2 separate regions of the Homo sapiens genome follow, and region 1 is linked to region 2. A link is a loop called in an ENCODE intact Hi-C map of the cell type or tissue named here. Cell type or tissue: A673. All regions are shown on one strand. Each heading gives the region's core, and the rest is flanking DNA. Links, peaks and the distances in the headings are about the cores only. Region 1 overlaps TPR (translocated promoter region, nuclear basket protein). Region 2 overlaps IVNS1ABP (influenza virus NS1A binding protein).

What was found. Hi-C counts contacts between places; a loop is a spot of excess contacts. Peaks named below come from ENCODE experiments on the same cell type or tissue, not always from the same donor. Only the 100,000 strongest peaks of a DNase experiment are listed, where the experiment ranks them.
Region 1: a loop joins it to region 2, with 4 times the contacts of the local background. A loop is called at or near these places in 3 of 110 quality-filtered maps.

What each region holds. Positions count from the first base shown.
Region 1 is chr1:186,324,462-186,335,720 of GRCh38, reverse strand. It overlaps TPR (translocated promoter region, nuclear basket protein), which reads left to right. Exons shown (of 51, transcript NM_003292.3): 34 at 178-383; 35 at 592-653; 36 at 1,188-1,396; 37 at 2,327-2,599; 38 at 3,378-3,526; 39 at 4,140-4,223; 40 at 8,061-8,261; 41 at 9,486-9,617; 42 at 9,867-9,957. Among named protein-coding and RNA genes, the nearest start is that of PRG4, 34 kb to the right of the region's middle. In A673, for the core only: a CTCF peak has its summit at 4,769; no DNase peak of the experiment used is centred there.
Region 2 is chr1:185,304,674-185,313,471 of GRCh38, reverse strand. IVNS1ABP (influenza virus NS1A binding protein) reads left to right here. Exons shown (of 15, transcript NM_006469.5): 2 at 2,150-2,377; 3 at 3,961-4,089; 4 at 4,300-4,469; 5 at 4,597-4,672; 6 at 5,810-5,983; 7 at 6,333-6,458; 8 at 7,829-7,936. The coding sequence starts at 3,979. Among named protein-coding and RNA genes, the nearest start is that of IVNS1ABP, 8.2 kb to the left of the region's middle. In A673, for the core only: no CTCF peak of the experiment used is centred there; a DNase peak (open chromatin) is centred at 3,701; H3K4me3 peaks cover 1,501 bases; H3K27ac peaks cover 1,779 bases.

The DNA of each region.
Region 1 (11,259 bases), core at 1,502-9,501, 1.0 Mb before region 2:
AATAAGTTAAAGCATGAATGTACTTAGAACTTTGCTCATTGAGATGTATGATGTATCATAACTAATGTAGATGTTATAGTAGTAGAATCTGATGTGACCATGTGCCAATTAAGTGCATAAATGCTGTTTTAAATGTTTGATTATAATATTAATATAATCGCCTGGTTACTTCTTTAGGTGTAAAAGATCAGCTAACTAAAGAAAATGAGGAGCTTAAACAAAGGAATGGAGCCTTAGATCAGCAGAAAGATGAATTGGATGTTCGCATTACTGCGCTAAAGTCCCAATATGAAGGTCGAATTAGTCGCTTGGAAAGAGAACTCAGGGAGCATCAAGAGAGACACCTTGAGCAGAGAGATGAGCCTCAAGAACCTTCTAATAAGGTGATTAGCTAATTCTGCTTAAGTAACAAATTGTTTTTCTTTGTACATTTTACTTGAAAGTGCTTGGTGATATAGGAGCCTTTGTCAGTGAATTTTGGCTAAAATTCAATATATGCGGAGAGAATTAACAATAATGACAATTTTTTTGTGGCATTTTTAGTGGACTCTTGTGGGCTAGGAACAACAATCAAGAGCTTTCTCTTTATAGGTCCCTGAACAGCAGAGACAGATCACATTGAAAACAACTCCAGCTTCTGGTGAAAGAGGAATGTGAGTTTTAGTTATTTCATAGTCTGTTATTTTTCTTTTAAAGCTCAGGGAATATCTAGTGATCTTTCTGTTTAGGAAAAAGAAATCTGTGTATTCTATTGTAAAAACATACACTAAAGAGTTGTTTTCTCTGCAGAACTGTATCATGTATTTGCCAGCTTGTTTTCACCATACTTTCAGTCCTATCAGATGAAGCTTTGTGACAGAGAAAACGTCTCTCATCTTTTAGTTTACAGTTGGTTTCTAAGTTAGGCTGCTACTGATTTTCCCCGTGATGTTACATGATGACAGATAGAAAATGCTGGGCTGAGACTTGGGTTCAGCAATTCAACAGCTAGATACATTTTACATTGTCAGGATGCACCACTCTGGAGCATTCCCTGTGTAGTTTTTAATGCTTAAATTCAAAACAGCTTTAATAAGGCTCTGAAATATTTAGTGAACAAAAAAATGGAGACCTATACTCACTGTGTTTTTAAAAGTATTTGCATAATAATTTGTTATTAATTATTCTTCCATTTTCTCCTCTATAAGTGCCAGCACATCAGACCCACCAACAGCCAATATCAAGCCAACTCCTGTTGTGTCTACTCCAAGTAAAGTGACAGCTGCAGCTATGGCTGGAAATAAGTCAACACCCAGGGCTAGTATCCGCCCAATGGTTACACCTGCAACTGTTACAAATCCCACTACTACCCCAACAGCTACAGTGATGCCCACTACACAAGTGGAATCACAGGAAGGTTAGTAAAATAATACAGATCTGATGAGACTGCTTATTTAGATTTATTATGAGAAGATGACAGTAATTTCAAAGACAAATGAAGCATCCACTACAGCTGAAGTCACGTCATTGTAAAAATGGGTGTTTAATATTTGAAGGACATACTTCTAGGACCAAAATTTTCACTTGTAATGACAAAGAATATATGAAATCCACTTTGGAAAATCATACTGAATTACTGGCTCAATCCAACATTGCTTTCTCACTGAAACTGACCATTTCATTGCTTTCTTCAATTTTTTCCCATGACACTCTTGTTATTCATTACAGCAATTACAACTTTGTATTTTATTCTGTGGTATACATGCTTTTTACTCCACTACATTGAGCTCCTCAAGGGCAAAAATCTCAGCTTCTTATTGTTTAATCCCTTTACCTAACTCCACAGTAGGTGTTCAGTAAAACTTTGCTACCTGCATATTTCCTTAGATTCTTATCTTGACAAATGTTAGAATTCAGTAAATTATTCAAGTATTTCTGTGCTGTGAAAGTAGAGAATGTTTTATTTCAGCTACATCCAATAAACTAAATATATTACTAATCAAATTTACTATCTGTTATATCAATTAAAAACTAAATGATGCTTAATGAAAAATTCTAATTTTACTTTGAGCTTAATTTCATTAATTTTATTCAACAGTAATTTAAATGAATAGATGCAAAATCAGTTACAGATATTTATTTAATTCAGGCAACATTTTATTGCATGCTACCATATCAATTACATAGGGAATATAAAAATGCATAATACATTACCTTTACCTACAATGTATTTGTCTACCAAGTGCCAAATCTGTGTGAAAGGTGACATGTACCACAGAATAGGAAGGATAATTTCAGCTTTGATAAAAGTAGAAGGCTTATATTCAGCATTATAATTATTTTTCAGCTATGCAGTCAGAAGGGCCTGTGGAACATGTTCCAGTTTTTGGAAGCACAAGTGGATCCGTTCGTTCTACTAGTCCTAATGTCCAGCCTTCTATCTCTCAACCTATTTTAACTGTTCAGCAACAAACACAGGCTACAGCTTTTGTGCAACCCACTCAACAGAGTCATCCTCAGATTGAGCCTGCCAATCAAGAGTTATCTTCAAACATAGTAGAGGTTGTTCAGAGTTCACCAGTTGAGCGGCCTTCTACTTCCACAGCAGTATTTGGCACAGGTAAAATTAATTTTAAAATGAAGTCAGAGTAGACCTATGCATTTATAAGATCTTGAGTGTATCTTGAGTATATATATCTTGAGTATTCTTTGTACAAATGAAGTTAGAATAGACCTACGCAATTATAATATCTTGGATATAATACGTATCACAAGTATTCTTTGTGCATACATGCTTTCTACCAGGAATTAGAATGAATGAATATATTACTAACATTTTATTTCATGTTTACTACTGAATATGACTATTTTAAATCAGTTGTTTGTCATTAAGATGATTCTCCCCCTCCAGTTATTTTTTTTACTGGTCTTACATATTAATGCAAAACATTGTATATAATTTAACGGAAGTCCTGAGGACTAAAAGACACCTAAGATAAGACTATATACTGATTTACATACAGTGTACATTTTTTCTTATTCAAGGAGTCCTGAGTTTTATAGAAGGTCCCATGTAAACTTTGTAGATAACAACATAGTAATACAATCTCAGTGAACCAGATATATTGTAAAAATTGGCTGGCTTTATTAAGCAAAGCTTGGGTTGGTATAAAAACATTGACTCAGAGCATAAGTTGCTCTTTGTTTACCCATAGCTTAGCAGAAACAAATTATGTTGATGGACATTGATCTAGGAGTTGATTGATTGTATTTTAGTAATCTGTACAATTAAATGTTTACTGTGTTCTCCTTTAGTTAAGTGACCATATTGGGTAAACTATCTTTATCTAAATTGAGTTATTATCATGCTCTAATTCAAGATTTATATAATTTCAAAGTTTCGGCTACCCCCAGTTCTTCTTTGCCAAAGCGTACACGTGAAGAGGAAGAGGATAGCACCATAGAAGCATCAGACCAAGTCTCTGATGATACAGTGGAAATGCCTCTTCCAAAGAAGTTGAAAAGTGTCACACCTGTAGGAACTGAGGTGCGTAAAGTTCTTTCTGTGTATTTTAACTTTTACCAGTAGAGTTAAGGTACTCTTTTCAGCTACAGCCTAAAGAAAATTAACCTTTTGGGGCCAAAATATATTATCTGGAAAACACTTTTATTGAACTTTCTACAAAGATTCCACTGACAACCCAGGTATTATTACCAACAGTGTTTTATATTCTTGCATATCTTTAATTGCATTTGTTTCTATTTCAATAAAAAAGCTCAGTCATAAAAACATAAGTTGAATTTCATCTCGAAGTTTCTAAGTCTCATGGACATAAACTGTTACCTGCTATCTTTTTCTAAGATTAGCCAAAATTATATTCCTTTTTGTGGTTAAGATTAAATTGTAATGAAGCAGGTTTCAAATCAAACATTAAGGCTACTAAATTAATTGTATTAGCATGTATTAATGTTCATAAACCTTACTTTGTGTATACTGAGGAGGAATGTGATTATAATTTTTAAATAAAATTTTTTTATTTTTCTATAGTTTCATAAAATATAGATTTGAAGGGTTTTTTCAAATGAGAGAACTAACAAAAACAGGTAACCCTTCATCTACTACACTGATATGGTTAATATATTAGTGTATTATGATACAGGAAGAAGTTATGGCAGAAGAAAGTACTGATGGAGAGGTAGAGACTCAGGTATACAACCAGGATTCTCAAGATTCCATTGGAGAAGTAAGTAAAAACATACCTAAAGTACCACACCGTTGCTTTTCGTGAATGAAATTAGCTTTGACAAATTGAAACATTATTTGGTCTTTTTTTTTTTAGCTTGTTCTTATTATATGTAATGAAATACTACTAGAATTAATCATTGCAGAGTCTGCTTTCTTTTACTCCTATGAGTATAGTGTACTGCCTTCTAAACTTATATTAAAGAAATGTTTTTGTTCATATATAGCACAGATTTCCAGATTTTTTAGAGTTGTGAGCCAAGATTTTTCCCTATTTTAATTACATGAAATACAAGAGTGCTGGTTGCATCTTGAGTTAATTTATAGTGCCCCATTTGCTGGTTCTCTCTTACTCCCCTGTATTATTTCCCTTACAGAATTAAAGTAATCCATAAAAGGAAATGCATTTATATACCTCTTCATTTTTTGATCTCTCATTGAGGTTCCCCTAGCAGTTTTACTAGCGGAGAGAATATAGACCCTGAAGTTACAAAGCATGAGGTGTCATTCCTAGCTCCACCACTAGGAAGCTTTGTGACTGTAAGCATATCATTAATTCCCTGCATTGTCTCACTTGTCAAAAAATATAATTTTTAGGATTGTAAAATACCTAAAGTAGTACCTGCCACATATTAGGCACTCAGAATATTATTACTTTCCTTTCTTCCTTCTGTCCCACAAAATGAGAATTCATATTGTCATCAAGAAGACCCCCAGGGTGGCTAAATAGTGTTTAATAGAAAGGAGAGCTTTATTAGTGATATCATTTTGCTCATGAGGAAGAAATAGTCTCCAGCGTGGACCAAAGGTGTTCTGTCTTCACACAGGGCAGGGACAGGTGTGGTTTTATGCCTCACAGGGTCCTTATTACACAATAGAGTCATGCATATTCAGCAGGTTTTGGGGAAACGCTATACATATTTATGAGGGGAACTGAGCATATAAACAGTAGGTAAATATATATAATATACATCCCATGTTCACTTTGGGGCAGCGTTTTAGCATGAAAATGAGCTGGAATTTGGCTCTTTACGTGAAGAGTGAACAAAAGGTGAACTACAGGACACAAAGACAGTTTGTGCGCAGCCTCTTTAAGCAGGTTGAAACTAGCTTAAGGTGTCTGCAGTTCCTTGCCAGTGCTCTCTACAGTCAGAGTTGTAGTGGTCTGGATTGTAAATCAGAGATAGGAGTCTGATAACTTGCCCGATAGTTCCAGTTAGAGGAGTTTAGCAAAGGCTTATATTTTTTTATTGTAACCATATGAATTTAGAAATTTACCATGCCAGACAGGCCCTGAACCCTTGACCTACGGGTAACTTTTGTTTCCTTAACCTTAGGGTTTGTCTTAGTTGAGAAAATGGCATCTATTTTGGTCTCTCAAATCACAATGTATGATAGTAATTAAATATCAATATTTAACACAGAACTCATTACTATATGCCAAATGTTGATCTAAGAAATTTTTATTTATTAACTAATTTAATCTTCATTATACCTCATAGTTACAGAAACTGATACCCAGATAAAGTAGTGTACCGAAGTTCACATAGCATTGGAGCTCAGATTCAAACCCAGGCTGTGTAGTTTTCAACTGTCCTAAGCTTGAAACAGTACTTTTGTCTGTATAAACTTTCTGGATCATCTTATGCTATAATTATTTTATCATGTAAAATTAAGGAATTGTCTCAAGCTAACCATAAATAGCCATATCGCAAGTAAATTTTAGTTTCTTAGCTGCGTTTATTTTGTAAGTTAATTTTACCAGCTTTCTTTGACTGAAAACACTAAACTAAATCTTCAGATGATTATGTAGTACAGGTTGAACATCCCTAATTTGAAAATTCAAAACTTTTTAGGTGCCAACATTGCAAGCCACGTGTGTAATGTTCCACACCTGACCTCATGTGATGGGCCACAGTCAAAACAGTTAGAACTTCATTTTATACACAAAACTATTAAAAATATTGTGTCAGATTAACTTCAGGCTGTGTGTATAAACTTCAGGCTGTGTGTATACACCTTTGTATATGAAACATAAGTGAATTTTGCATTTATGCTTGCATCTTATAGCTGTCTCATTATGGATATGCAAATATTCCAGAATTCTAAAAAATCCAAAATCTGAAACACTTCTGGACCCAAGCATTTTAAATAACTTATTCAGAGCGTACTATAAATGATATCTTTTTCATCTATCCTTCAGAGAGCATTGTTTCTGAAGAACATAACAATTTGAAAATAATAAGATTTTCTGCCTTCTTGTCAGACTTGGTTAAATTATACTGAAATCTTCTGCAAAAGCTTTTTCTTGAAATTAGCAAAATTGTCTGTGACTCCAAAATACCATTTGGATTTTTATTCCACCCCTCTAGCATTGTCTACTGAATGTGTAACAGTTCATTTTTCTGATTTTCTGACAGTGAAGCAGACGTTCTTTTCAAGTGTTGCTTTTTCTGAAATAAGCATGTCACTTTGAGGCACTTTTTAAATTATACCATGACTTACTCATTTTTTCCATTACGGCATATGTAATTTTTTATGAATGTCTTAGTTTAAAAGATACTGTTGCTAGCTTGTATAAAAAATTGATTTTAGTGAGTGCTTAAGCCAAAAAGACATTTAACTTTTGATAGTAAATATTATAAATGAAGTTAAAATAATAGTTTATTTCAGTAGTTAACAAAATAGAATTGTGGAAATAGATTGAGCAAGGAATTATTTAGTATCTGATATATTTATTTTGGTTTGAAGGCTTGGAATAATTGGAATTTTGAGGAGGGAAGAAGTTCTTTGTAAAAGGACAATGATACTAACTTATGTATTCAGTGCTTTTCTTTGTAAAAAGACAGTGGTAATAGCTTATTTATTCACTGCATTTCCAAATTAGTTCTAGTTTGGGAAAACCTTCTGTTTAAACATTGCAGACCCATGAGTATTTTTTTTTTCTTTTCTGACTTTGGTCTGCAGCTGTATTGTGCACTAACCGCCCTGGCCATTGAGCAACTGAAATATGGCTGTCCAAATTGATACAAATATAAAATATACATCAGATTTTTGAAGACTTAGTAGAAATTTTAAAATGTGAAATATCTGGTTAATAATTTTTACATTGATTACATGTTGAAATAATATTTTGGATATATTGGTTAAGTATATTATTAATCACCTGTTTTTAAGTGGCTACTAACAAATTTAAAATTACATGACATATTCCTGTCTCACAGCACTGATACGCGATATCACGCTAGTAGTTTTGAATGCACAAATATTTGTTTATATTTTTTTCTCTTTTTCTTATTGGAGTATTAACCAATAAGATTTATGATAATTCTTCTATAGGAAGACATTAAGGAAACTCAAAGGTTCATCTTCTTTCTTCAAAAATACTTGAAATGCCATTTTTAAAATTAAATGTAGCTGGCTGAGGTAGCTCACACCTGTAATCTGAGTACTCTGAGAGGCCAAGGTGGGAGATCACTTGAAGTCAGGAGTTCGAGACCAGCCTGGCCAACATGGTGAAACCCTGTCTCTAATAAAAATACAAAAAATTAGCCAGACTTCGTGGGGTGGTGCCTATAGTCCCAGCTACTCAGGAGGCTGAGGCAGGAGAGTCGCTTGAACCCAGTGGGGCGGAGGTTTCAGTGAGCTGAGATAGCACCATTGCACTCCAGCCAGGGTGACAAGAGCGAGACTGTCTCAAAAAAAAAAAATTAAATTAAATGCTGCTAGTCCATAAGTACTCATTATTCTTTACTTTGACCTATAATAATACCTCACATATAGTTTTAGGTATGTTTATAGGGCTCTTAATTCTTTTTTAACTTTTTTATTTTTAAAGGGAGTTACCCAGGGAGATTATACACCTATGGAAGACAGTGAAGAAACCTCTCAGTCTCTACAAATAGATCTTGGGCCACTTCAATCAGATCAGCAGACGACAACTTCATCCCAGGATGGTCAAGGCAAAGGAGATGATGTCATTGTAATTGACAGTGATGATGAAGAAGAGGATGATGATGAAAATGATGGAGAACATGAGGTAAGTTTGATTTGAAATCATCTAGTGTTTTTAAACTATTGGATGAAAGTGCTCAAATCCTTGGGATACTAATGCATTGGCTGTAAATTCTGGTTCCCAGTCAGCTTAAATAGATTATATTTATTTATATTATATATTATATATTTAATATATTATATATTATATATTTATATATATTATATATAAATATATATATTATATATTTATATATATTATATATATAAATATATATTATATATTTATATATATTATATATATAAATATATAATATATATTTATATATATAATATATATGTTATATATTTATATATATTTATATATATAATATATATGTTATATATTTATATATATTTATATATATAATATATATGTTATATATTTATATATATTTATATATAATATATATGTTATATATTTATATATATTTATATATATAATATATATATTATATATTTAATATATTATATATTAAATAGATTATATATATTGTTTTTCTTCTATCTTAATTAGTTCAGAAATCAACATTTTATAATGAAAATTAGTGTAGAGCCAGTGATGGAATGCCCATTTTTAAAATTTTGTTTCATTTTGTTTTTTTGACAATTGATGAGTCTTTTAGGATTTGTTATCAATTAGACCTAATTTTAAGTCTTATTGATAAATGACTGTATGGCTTTAAATGTAAGTGCTATGGTTTCCGGAGATAAAAAGAAGAAACAAGAATTGTTTTTGTTTCCTCTTGGAGCCCCATAGTTCATTTTTGTCATTTTTTTATATATAAAGTGTATTTTATATATATAAGGTCAAATTGTTTGTTTTATTTTGGGGTTTAATCCTATATTGACAGCTTCTTATTTTAGATTAATAAACATTTTTTAAATAGCTCCTGATATAGTGTAATTTTATCATTTTCTTCAACTCCACCTGTTTAAATTTAGAATTAAACTGGACCACTTGATATTTTGCTGACACCTGAGGTCTATATTATCTTTGAGCAATCTCATGCAAACAGTTAGAATTCAGAATTGATCATTATTGCACTAATTCCAGTAAGTATCACAGTTGTGGTATTTGGTGCTGCTGTACTAATCCCATACAACTCTCAGGACAATTCCTATCTTCTGATTAATGAGTCACTTAAATTTCTAAGTGTGGTATCTAGACATGCAGAGCATGTGGGCCATATTCTAAACTTTTATTTATGCCTGGGGAACTTTCTACTAGGATTATGAAGAGGATGAGGAAGATGATGATGATGATGAAGATGACACAGGGATGGGAGATGAGGGTGAAGATAGTAATGAAGGAACTGGTAGTGCCGATGGCAATGATGGTTATGAAGCTGATGATGCTGAGGTAACTGGCTAGAATTTTAACCATTCATAGTTCTTTCTATGAGCTTTCTTTCACTTGCTGTTTTCCAAGGATATAGAAAGGCTTATGAAATTCACTAAAACCTTTGGTTGTTTTGTTCATTTGTTTTGTTTTTTGTTGTTATGGTTACTTATTTGTTTTTGTTGTGGTTTGGTTTGGTTAATTATTCTGTCCGGTTTTTTTAACATATTTATTTTATTTGAGCATTATGTTACCACGTTTTGTTTTTAGGGTGGTGATGGGACTGATCCAGGTACAGAAACAGAAGAAAGTATGGGTGGAGGTGAAGGTAATCACAGAGCTGCTGATTCTCAAAACAGTGGTGAGATTTTTATTAGCCTTTTTTGAATTGAATATCTCTGGTATTTTCTAAACTAGAATTGCACTTAATTCTAATATATAAATTTATTTATTGAATTGGTAAAAAGAGATTGGCCCCTGTTCTAGCTTTGTGACTGTTGTGCTCTCATAAAAAGTCTACTATATTTATGATTGTTAGGTGCTGTCATTATACTCTTTTCTGCCTCATTGGGCTGCTGTAAGATGCAAACATTTTGTAACCCTTACGGTATTATAAATGCTATATGCTGCCATTAAGAGGAAAAATTAAATTAGGGACTACTTGTAACAGCAGTTCACAACCAGAGGAGGTCAGTCTAATCAAGCTGCATGCTTCAAGATTTGGGGCTATTGGAGCTTTGCAGTATGGTCTGCTTTTCCAATGAATAAAAGATTTTTGGATCAATATAGCATATATTTTGTTAAATCTTGGATAAGTCCTGGAGGTCCACTGAAAAGTTGTGGGCATTAAAAGAGTATGGAAGTCGTAGAAAATAATTTTATTTTGAAATGTGTATTAAATAATTAGTGATTATCTGGTAATAGATAACTAACAACTGATACTAAGCTGAAATCATTAGTGTTGACATAGTAAAACCTTAGCTGTTTAGACTAATGGGAAAATACTGTATCTGGGTTTCTGTAGAGGCCTGGGTATTTAAAAGGGCAAGATATATTCTCATTTTAACTAAAGAACAGACAAAACTTTTAAATTTTTTAAGAGAAAAATACATTAATGAATATTAAGCCATATAATAGGTAATACTATTCTTACTTTTAAAGGGAGATGAGAAATTGATATACTTTGAACAAAAATTTACATTTATAAACAATTTGTAGGTTAAGAAACATTTTTTGTGTATCACGTAGTTGAAATATAGAGGGAGGAATTTTTGCTCCTCTAGGTCTCCCTCCCTCCCTCCCTTCCTTCCTTCCTTCTTTTTCCTATTTATTTTTATTTTTATTTTTGCAACCAAGCAAAAATAGGCCTAGTGCCCTGAACAAAATTAATGGATGGATTTGAGTACATTTCAAGCAACTACACTTGTATTGAATTGTTTAATTCTTGTAGTAAACTTAATAAGGTTTAGGTATCAATGAAGAATCTGAATCGCAGAAGTAAAGTGACTTGAGGTGTCGCATAGCTTACTAAGTAGCTAAGTAGCTTAAGTATTAGAGCAAGGATCTGAATCTAGACCTCAGACTTTTAAACTATGAAATTCTGTGACATCCTGTTCAACTTTTCATAGTTGAAGATGGCTTCTTTTGTTGCTACAGTGTATGT
Region 2 (8,798 bases), core at 480-8,479:
GGTATATAGTGTATGAGGACAATAATTGAATAAAGTAAGTTTGCATTAACTTAAATGTCATCTAGATTTGGGCTGGCTTTTAAAATCAAGTAGCTTTGTACTCTGATCAGTAGATATTAAAGAGATGAGGTTCATATTATGACCTTGATGTACTAAAAATCAGGTACTGTCATGGAATTAGAGTAAAAACTAAATAAAAATCAAGCACTAAATACAGGATTCATTTTACTGCAAAACTCATAATAATATTGTACAAATTTGTCTGATGCAAATTGCCCCAAAAATTCTCCAGTGTTTTCTCCAAGGGCTGCAGTAATTTTAACCATTTTTTTCCAAAATAAATTTTAGGTAGATCATTCAATTTGTCAAATATAGTAAGTGGATACCATTTTTATTTTTTGTTAGATCAAGTTTACAAGTAAAAAGTGAGTAAAACTGGTCAAAGTTTAAAATAGTACCTTCATATTATAATGTTTTTGGCTTTTCAGAGGATGCATTTTAATATAACAATTTGCATGGGGACTCCTTCCTCTTATTTTAAGAGCAGCTTATGAAACTGAAGTTAGGAGTTGCCAACTATGCCTGTGAATTGACCATGCCAGTATAAATCATATATATATGAAAATTTTCTTAGTTTGAGCCAGGTCTTGGCTGAAAATGTTTGAAGGTTTCTTTAGGATAGTGTGTTCTCTCTGTGTAGAAAGAATTATGTATATTTGGAAAACATTTGTTAGAACTAGTTTCTTAGAGAAAAGCCAAATTAACTAACCTAGATAAAAGGTAGAGCAGAGGAAATCAATATTACCTAATGCTGTGATATAGTTTTGATGCAAGGGTAAGCATTCACAACAATCCCAACCCGAATTGGCATTATTGGGTTTCCTTGAAATGAAACCTGTTACAGAGAGACCTGTTAGGACACATGTTGAACTAAACATAGTAGGTTTGTTGAATTCGAACTGGACCAGCCTGCAGTGGAGTCCTGTGGTAAGTGATTATTCACTTTGACGTAATTGTTAGATTTAGAATTGTTGTATTGATGTATAAGGCAAATAATCTTAAGATATCCATAAAAATGAATATATTTGCACGTATTTCAGGTAAGTTATTCCTTAGTTCTGGTTTCCAGAGTTAATAGTGGTGTAATAGCAGTTCAGGTGATTACAAAATAAGTACCATCAGAATTTGACACTAGTAATTGATGATGTGAAAATGAGGGAGGGAGAATAGGTAGGAGGACTGATTACCTTGAAGATTAGGTTTGAACCAGAATGATTCCATTGGTAGTTTATTACTGTGTATGAGAAAAATGATTATACAAAGCACAGGCATCAGTATTTTCCCTTCTGTTTAGTTTATTCCAACAAATTACTCATCTTTATGTTCAAGTTTTTAGGCTAGTCCTGGTAGAGAGGAGATGGGATGGATACAAAAGATGAACAAGACAGAAGGTTTGCCCATGAGTCAAGGAAGATAAACAAGTATATATAAATACAGCATGAATATAAATACAGCATGAAACAGACCAGCTGGAAGATCATAAATACCCCTCAGATAGGGTTCTAAATGTGGAGGATGAGGAGAAACTGCTTCCCAACTGGGAGCATTTGGCAGAGGCTCTATGGCTGTAAGATTTCCTCTGGCAGAGGTTGGGTTAAGGGCCTTCCAGGTAGAGAGAAGAACTTGAACAAAGTTAACAGAGCCTGGGAAGTGCAGAGTTCATTTTGAGGAACAGTAACATAGTATATATGCTTGGGAATAATGCCTAAGGTTGCTTGCTGGCTCAAAACAGATCTCATGTTTGCATATTAGTTGGAAATTAATAATAAAGAATATTAGAATTAAACAGTATTGACATTTGTTTTGTAGTCTTGTGCTTTTATACCTCTCATAAACATAGGTCATTAGCCCCTGCCCTTTGGGAAAGGACTTTTTTTTTTTTTTTTAATCACTTGGGTTGTTGCAAGTTAAATGAAAAATGTTTATGTGGAATTGCATTTGTGTTCTTTTTTTATGTAATGGGAATATTTTTGCCATTTATGTCAAATCTCTTGAAGATCAGGACTTGTTTTACATGATCTGCTCTACCTAGATCAATGACAGTCTTTGATTATTCTGAATATCTAACTTAAATTTATCATTGTTATAGATTATGATGCATCATTATCACAGAAGAAATTCGTGTCTATAGCTTTTAAGGACTTGATTACATCATTTTCAAGCCTGATAGTTTTGGAATCACCATTAGAGCTTAAGACACACCTGCCTTCATTTCAACCACCTGTCTTCATACCCTGACGAAGTGCACCTTTTAACACTCCTTTGTCCTTGGATTACTTAAGAGTTCCCAGAAATACATTTGCCACCAACAGAGTAGGTAAGTGAATGTTCTCTGCCTAGTCCAGTATTAAGACACATTGTTTTTCTGAAGACGGATGTCGAGTACAGTAAACCTTTCATACTCTTTTTTTAAAGGCAGAGAAGTCAGTAATCATTTGAGTATAAAAAACATCATATTTTTCTTTTCTATATTTTGACTTTAAATAAATCAGTAACTTCAAATTAAAATTTCTTACTGCCTTTTTTTTTTTCCTTAAAGAGATAAGATCTCTGTTGTCCAGGCTGGAGTGCAGTGGTGGGATCATAGCTCACTGCAGCCTGGAACTCCTGGGCTCAAGTGCTTCTCCTGCCTCAGCCTTCCTAGTAACTGGGACTACAGGTGTGCGCCACCACCATGACTGCCTAATTTTTACATTTTTTGTAGAGACAGGATTTCACTATGTTTCCCAGACTGGTCTCAAACTCCTGGGCTCAAGCAATCTTCTTGCCTTGGCCTCCCTATTACTGTTCTTTATTTTATTTTATTTTTTTAAGATGGAGTCTCTCTGTTGCCCAGGCTGGAGTACAGTGGCACAATCTCAGCTGACTGCAACCTTTGCCTCCCAAGCAATTCTCCTGCCTCAGCCCCCACAAGTAGCTGGGATTACAGGCGCCCGCCACCATGCCTGGCTAAATTTTGTATTTTTAGTAGAGATAGGGTTTCACCATGTTGGCCAGGCTGGTCTTGAACTCCTGACCTCAAATGATCCACCTGTCTCGGCCTCCCAAAGTGCTGGGATTACAGGTGTGAGCCATAGCGCCCAGCCTATCACTGTTTTTTAATTATGCATTTTGTGTAGTCATTAGTCAGTTGTTTATAAGTAATGGTAAAATGCAAAAAAGTTGTAAGTTCCCATTTATATTTATATAATCTGATGAGATAAGTGATTTAGAATATATGAAAGAAAGGAACAGAATATAAGTTCATCTTTTTAAATCACTGTATATGTTTCAAAACATTTATAAAAATAATTTCGTAGATACAGTGACAAGACTAATCAGACTTTTTAAGTTTGTGTACTAGGCAAGGGAGGAAGACATTAGGCAATTTTCTGCATATAAATCTTGATTATATATAATTTTGAAGACTAGAAGCAAATTGGGGGCCCTTTAAGACAACTGAAAAAGGCTAGGATTAGGATAAGTAACAGTTTTTCTCATTTGTGGGTAAAGGAATGACAGGAGCCCAAATCCAAGGAAACCTATATGTACTGGCTATTTCACCCTTTCAGGCTTTTAGATTACTTATTATATGGGTTTGGGCAGGATGGAGTTTCGTTTCCTTCCCTTCCCTTCCCTTCAGAATGAATTTGCTTAATGGGCATGGGAACCTGGCCAAAATTGTCGAGATAGCTGCTACTGTTTGAATCCTTTAAAAGTCTTATGACCAAAGTATTAGGGAACAAAGACTTGGACATTCAACACAGGTGTTGTTTCAGCTAAGTTTTTGTGTGATGAAATTTTTATGTGTTGTTTATAGGATGGAATTTGAGAATAAAGAGACTGTATTACTCTTTAGCATTATATTTTTAAAACCATCAGTTGCAAGTAAAATAACTCAGCTTTCTTTTCATCATCTAGCCAAATTTATAAGGAAAAATGATTCCCAATGGATATTTGATGTTTGAGGATGAAAATTTTATTGAGTCTTCTGTTGCCAAATTAAATGCCCTGAGGAAAAGTGGCCAGTTCTGTGATGTTCGACTTCAGGTATTTAAAACTTAATTCAAAATTTATAGAATTTTTTATTACTAAAAGCCATAAGTTCTTAGATTTGCTTATTTCTTTTTCATAGGCATTTAATGAAATGATTTTTTAAAAGAATACTGAGAAATGTAAGATAAAGGAATCTGATATAGTAATTAGCTAGAGAAGCACATAATCCACAATACTTATAATTATAATTCTTCATAATTTCAGGTCTGTGGCCATGAAATGTTAGCACACAGAGCAGTGCTAGCTTGCTGCAGTCCCTATTTATTTGAAATCTTTAATAGTGATAGTGATCCTCATGGAATTTCTCACGTTAAATTTGATGATCTCAATCCAGAAGCTGTTGAAGTCTTGTTGAATTATGCCTACACTGCTCAGTAAGTACATTTGAAGTAAACCATATAATTAGGGAATATCTTCAGAAAATTCCAAGTCTTGCTACATATATTTAAATTAAGTGTGTTTTAAGGCTTTGGTATCATAAGTAACTTTTTTTTTAAATAGGTTGAAAGCAGATAAGGAATTGGTAAAAGATGTTTATTCTGCAGCAAAAAAGCTGAAGATGGATCGAGTAAAGCAGGTAGAGTATCAGAAGTAAATAAAATCATTTATGGAGTCTTATTTTGTGTGATTGCAATGCTGAATTTGTCATAAAACATCTTGTTAGTTTCAAGGACTTGAACATGTCCCTTTTTTCCCTCAGAGTAGTCAATATGTTATTTTAACTGTTTGGCTATAATAATGTAGCAAGATCACACTTCTTCTCAGATAATTTGGGCTGAAGTCTGACCCTTTCAGCAATCTTCTCTGGTAGGGTGGCTATGTCAGCCTTTGATAGCATGAATTAAAATTAATATTTTTCTTAAGAGTTAATCACATAACTTATATCCTCAATTCTGTGTTCTCCTAAACTTCCTGTGCTCTCTAAAAGTATTCCTTCTAGAATTTAATGCCAGTAAAAAGTACTTTTGGAAAACAGGCATTTAATCCCCTAATGCATGGGGGTCAGTAAACTTAAGGCCTACTGGCCAGCTGCCTATTTTTATAAAGTTTTATTCAAACACAGCCATGTGTGTTCATTTACATATGGTCTACACTGCTTTCCAGCTACAGTGACGGAATTGAGCAGTTGTGACAAACAGAATGGCCTACAAGCCTAAAATGCTTTTACTATCTGGCCCTTTAAGAAAAAGTTTGATTTGCTAGCCCTTCTTCTAATACCACTCCTTTGTTCAAAAATCCTTCCTTAATTTACAGTACATATCCCTGCATTTAGTTTCTAGATTTTCCCTTATATAGTTGCTGTCTTTCCAAAACTATTTCCTAGTTATCTTTTCTCCAACCAAATTAAATTGTTTGCAGCATCTTCTCTACTTCTGTCTGCATTCAACATCAACATCATCTCTCCTGTAGAGCCCAGTTCAGATACTGCGTTTCATGAAGCCTTACCAAATTATTCTACTTGAAAATACTTATGTGAACTTACATAGCATTTCAATTTGTTGTACCTCTCCTTAAACTAAAACTTACATATCTGTATGGCATAATTAGATGTTTATCATTTGTATACGTGTTATTACCACTATTAACATTTGTTGTATTAAGACAGTGATTTTTGATTCTTTGTATCTTCACATAGTCTTTACCACACTGAACATTAAATATTTGTTGAATAAAAGATATGTAAGTGTTGGCACTCATATATTTCTTTTCCAAGGTTTGTGGTGATTATTTACTGTCTAGAATGGATGTTACCAGCTGCATCTCTTACCGAAATTTTGCAAGTTGTATGGGAGACTCCCGTTTGTTGAATAAGGTTGATGCTTATATTCAGGAGCATTTGTTACAAATTTCTGAAGAGGAGGAGTTTCTTAAGCTTCCAAGGCTAAAGGTAAGGAGTAAAGTCTATAAACAGATATATACTATCTAGTTCCAGGCGTGGAATCTTGGTCTGTGTTTCAAGCAAGTGAGTAATGATTATGAAATAATACATTGAAATTATATTGTTATTCTTAGCAGCGTAATGGGTTTCTCCCTACCAGTTTGTTTACTTTGTTTTTGATTCAGTAATCAAATTCCTTACAAATTCCTGGTTCCTTACAAATTCCTGGTTCCTTACAAATTAGAGTAAATGTATGGAATGAATTGTGCATCTGTGACAACTTTATTATGAAATTGGGAATTAAGCTGAGAACTAGGAGCCCAACACTGATCCATGTCATTGTTTTTCCCAATTCTAGTTGGAGGTAATGCTTGAAGATAATGTTTGCTTGCCCAGCAATGGCAAATTATATACAAAGGTAATCAACTGGGTGCAGCGTAGCATCTGGGAGAATGGAGACAGTCTGGAAGAGCTGATGGAAGAGGTTAGTTTTAAAGTAAATGGGATTCAACCATTTTTAAAAATTATTTTGCTATAACATGAAGGATTCCCTTTCACTTTTATTTTATAACCATGACCCTAAAGAATTTAAATTTTGCTATAGGTACCCCTAAGCTGAGAAACAGGGGGGGTGTCCAGGTGAGCTGAATGAACTGTTCAGTTTGGTCTTCTGCTTTTCTTTTTTTATTTCTTTGCTTATTATGTGCTGTTAACTTTCTTTAAAGTAGCATGTAATTTGCTTTAGAAATGGGAAGTGGTACTGAAATTTTCTGTAGATTCTTAATTTTTCTTCACAGGTTTTTGCTTTAAATTTGACAAGTAGGTAAAAGCTTCTAATGGTTGTTCCTCCCCATTGATTTATCTCCCCATAGGTTTATTAACAAAACTAGGATACCCAAGACTGAAGAAACAAGAAGAAACCTCAAGTGTATTGACACGTAAAGAAGCAGCAGTCCTGCCCCAGTTCTCCTAAGAAAAATCCGCTGTGGGCAGAGAACGATGATGATTTAATGGTGTTTACTCCTTTACAGGATTCTTGTCTTTAAAGCTGTGTGTTTTTCAATGGTGTTGTTCATACATATAGTCACTCACTTAACTTGGGCTACTTTTAAAAAAAATACACAAGATAAAATTGATGGAGAAATGGTGGGAATTGAAAACACGCAGGTGGAGCAGTGGAGTAACCTTGAGTTTCTCTCTCCACTTAAACCTTTCGGAGTTCCTTTATGAGGGCTTACCAAATCTGTTAGGCCTGCAGAAACACTGTCATCATTATGGTCTAAAAGGGCTAACAGATTATCTTTAAATTCTATGATTCCCACTTGAAAGTCAGATGCATTTGCCATGTATTTGCATCTGTCTCAATGGAGATGACTCTACAGCTTGCTTGAATTTTTGCATTTGTTTTTTCTTTGTTTTTCTTGACATTGCTTACAGGAAGGAAATATGTTTATGCAAACCAGACCACTTATCTGCAAAGGTGTAAACTATATTCAGTATTTTATTGTAAATATGTATATTCTTTAAGAGTATATATTGTACTAGTGCTTTTTTTCTTACTGTTATATGATAGAAGCTATGAAAAAAATGAAGATTTCTTTCAAGCCAATCAAGCCAACGACTCTTCAGCCAGTATTGGAAGATTTTGTATTTGATTTTGGTTTTTTGTTTTTGTTTTTTAATTTTTACCACCATGACATGTATTTTTCTTTACCTCCGGATCCTGCCAGAGTAATATGTCAAGAAGCTCAAGAAGCACACTGGAGGTTACCTTGAGGCGTTTGTGTAATCTGCATACTAGTGGAGTAGCCATGGTGACCGTAGCCACATGGGTGTTCTGTTGCTGTTTTGCAGGTTCAAACCTTGTACTACTCAGCTGATCACAAGCTGCTTGATGGGAACCTACTAGATGGACAGGCTGAGGTGTTTGGCAGTGATGATGACCACATTCAGTTTGTGCAGGTACACATTGCACAGTCTGAGGTAACCTCAGGTTAAAATTTGACTAGAGAATTTGATAGCATACTTAAATTTTCCTTTAATAAAGGAAAGTGGACCAATTTCATTGGTATAACTGGACAGAAACATTTTTGGGAGAAAACAAGCATATCTTAGAGTTAGTATTTTTGCCACATGAAAAGATATTAACAAATTAGGAAACCCTATTGAAATTTTTTTCTCATAAAGCAGGAATTACAAACAGTAAAGGCCAATAAGATGGAACAATATAGAAATTATTTGGGAAGATTATGAAAAGCAGTTGTTTGTGTCAGGCATGACTGATAGTTTTTTTTAAAAAGGGGCAGGGGGACTTAAATTGTTGATGGCTATGAAAGAAATTTTTGGATGTTACCTTAACTACTGAGCTGTCTTACTGGAAATTAGAAATGGTATAGTTAAGATGGACTATACAATGTAATAAGTCTAAAAGTGGTGGATCATATGTTAAAACCTGATCTAGATGTTTCTTTAACCAAGATGAATTAAAATATAGTAGAGTTCCACTGTGCTGATTGAGTTACTTTGCCTTTTATAAAATCCAATTTCATTTTTCCCCTATGAGTAAACACATAATTATTCAGACACATTATCAACAATTACTAGAGAACAAACTTCTCAAGTATAAATTTTTTAAGTTTATGGACAAATACAGAAAAGTACACAAGTCATAATTACCACATAGTGAACCTACCAGTGTAAACACTACCCAAGTCAAGAAGAGGTTTCTAGCATCCCGGCAGCCTTTCTCTTGCCTCTTCCCAACCGTTTCCGTATAGTGCTCCCAAAGGAAACCATTATCCTACCTTCTGACACATTAAATTAG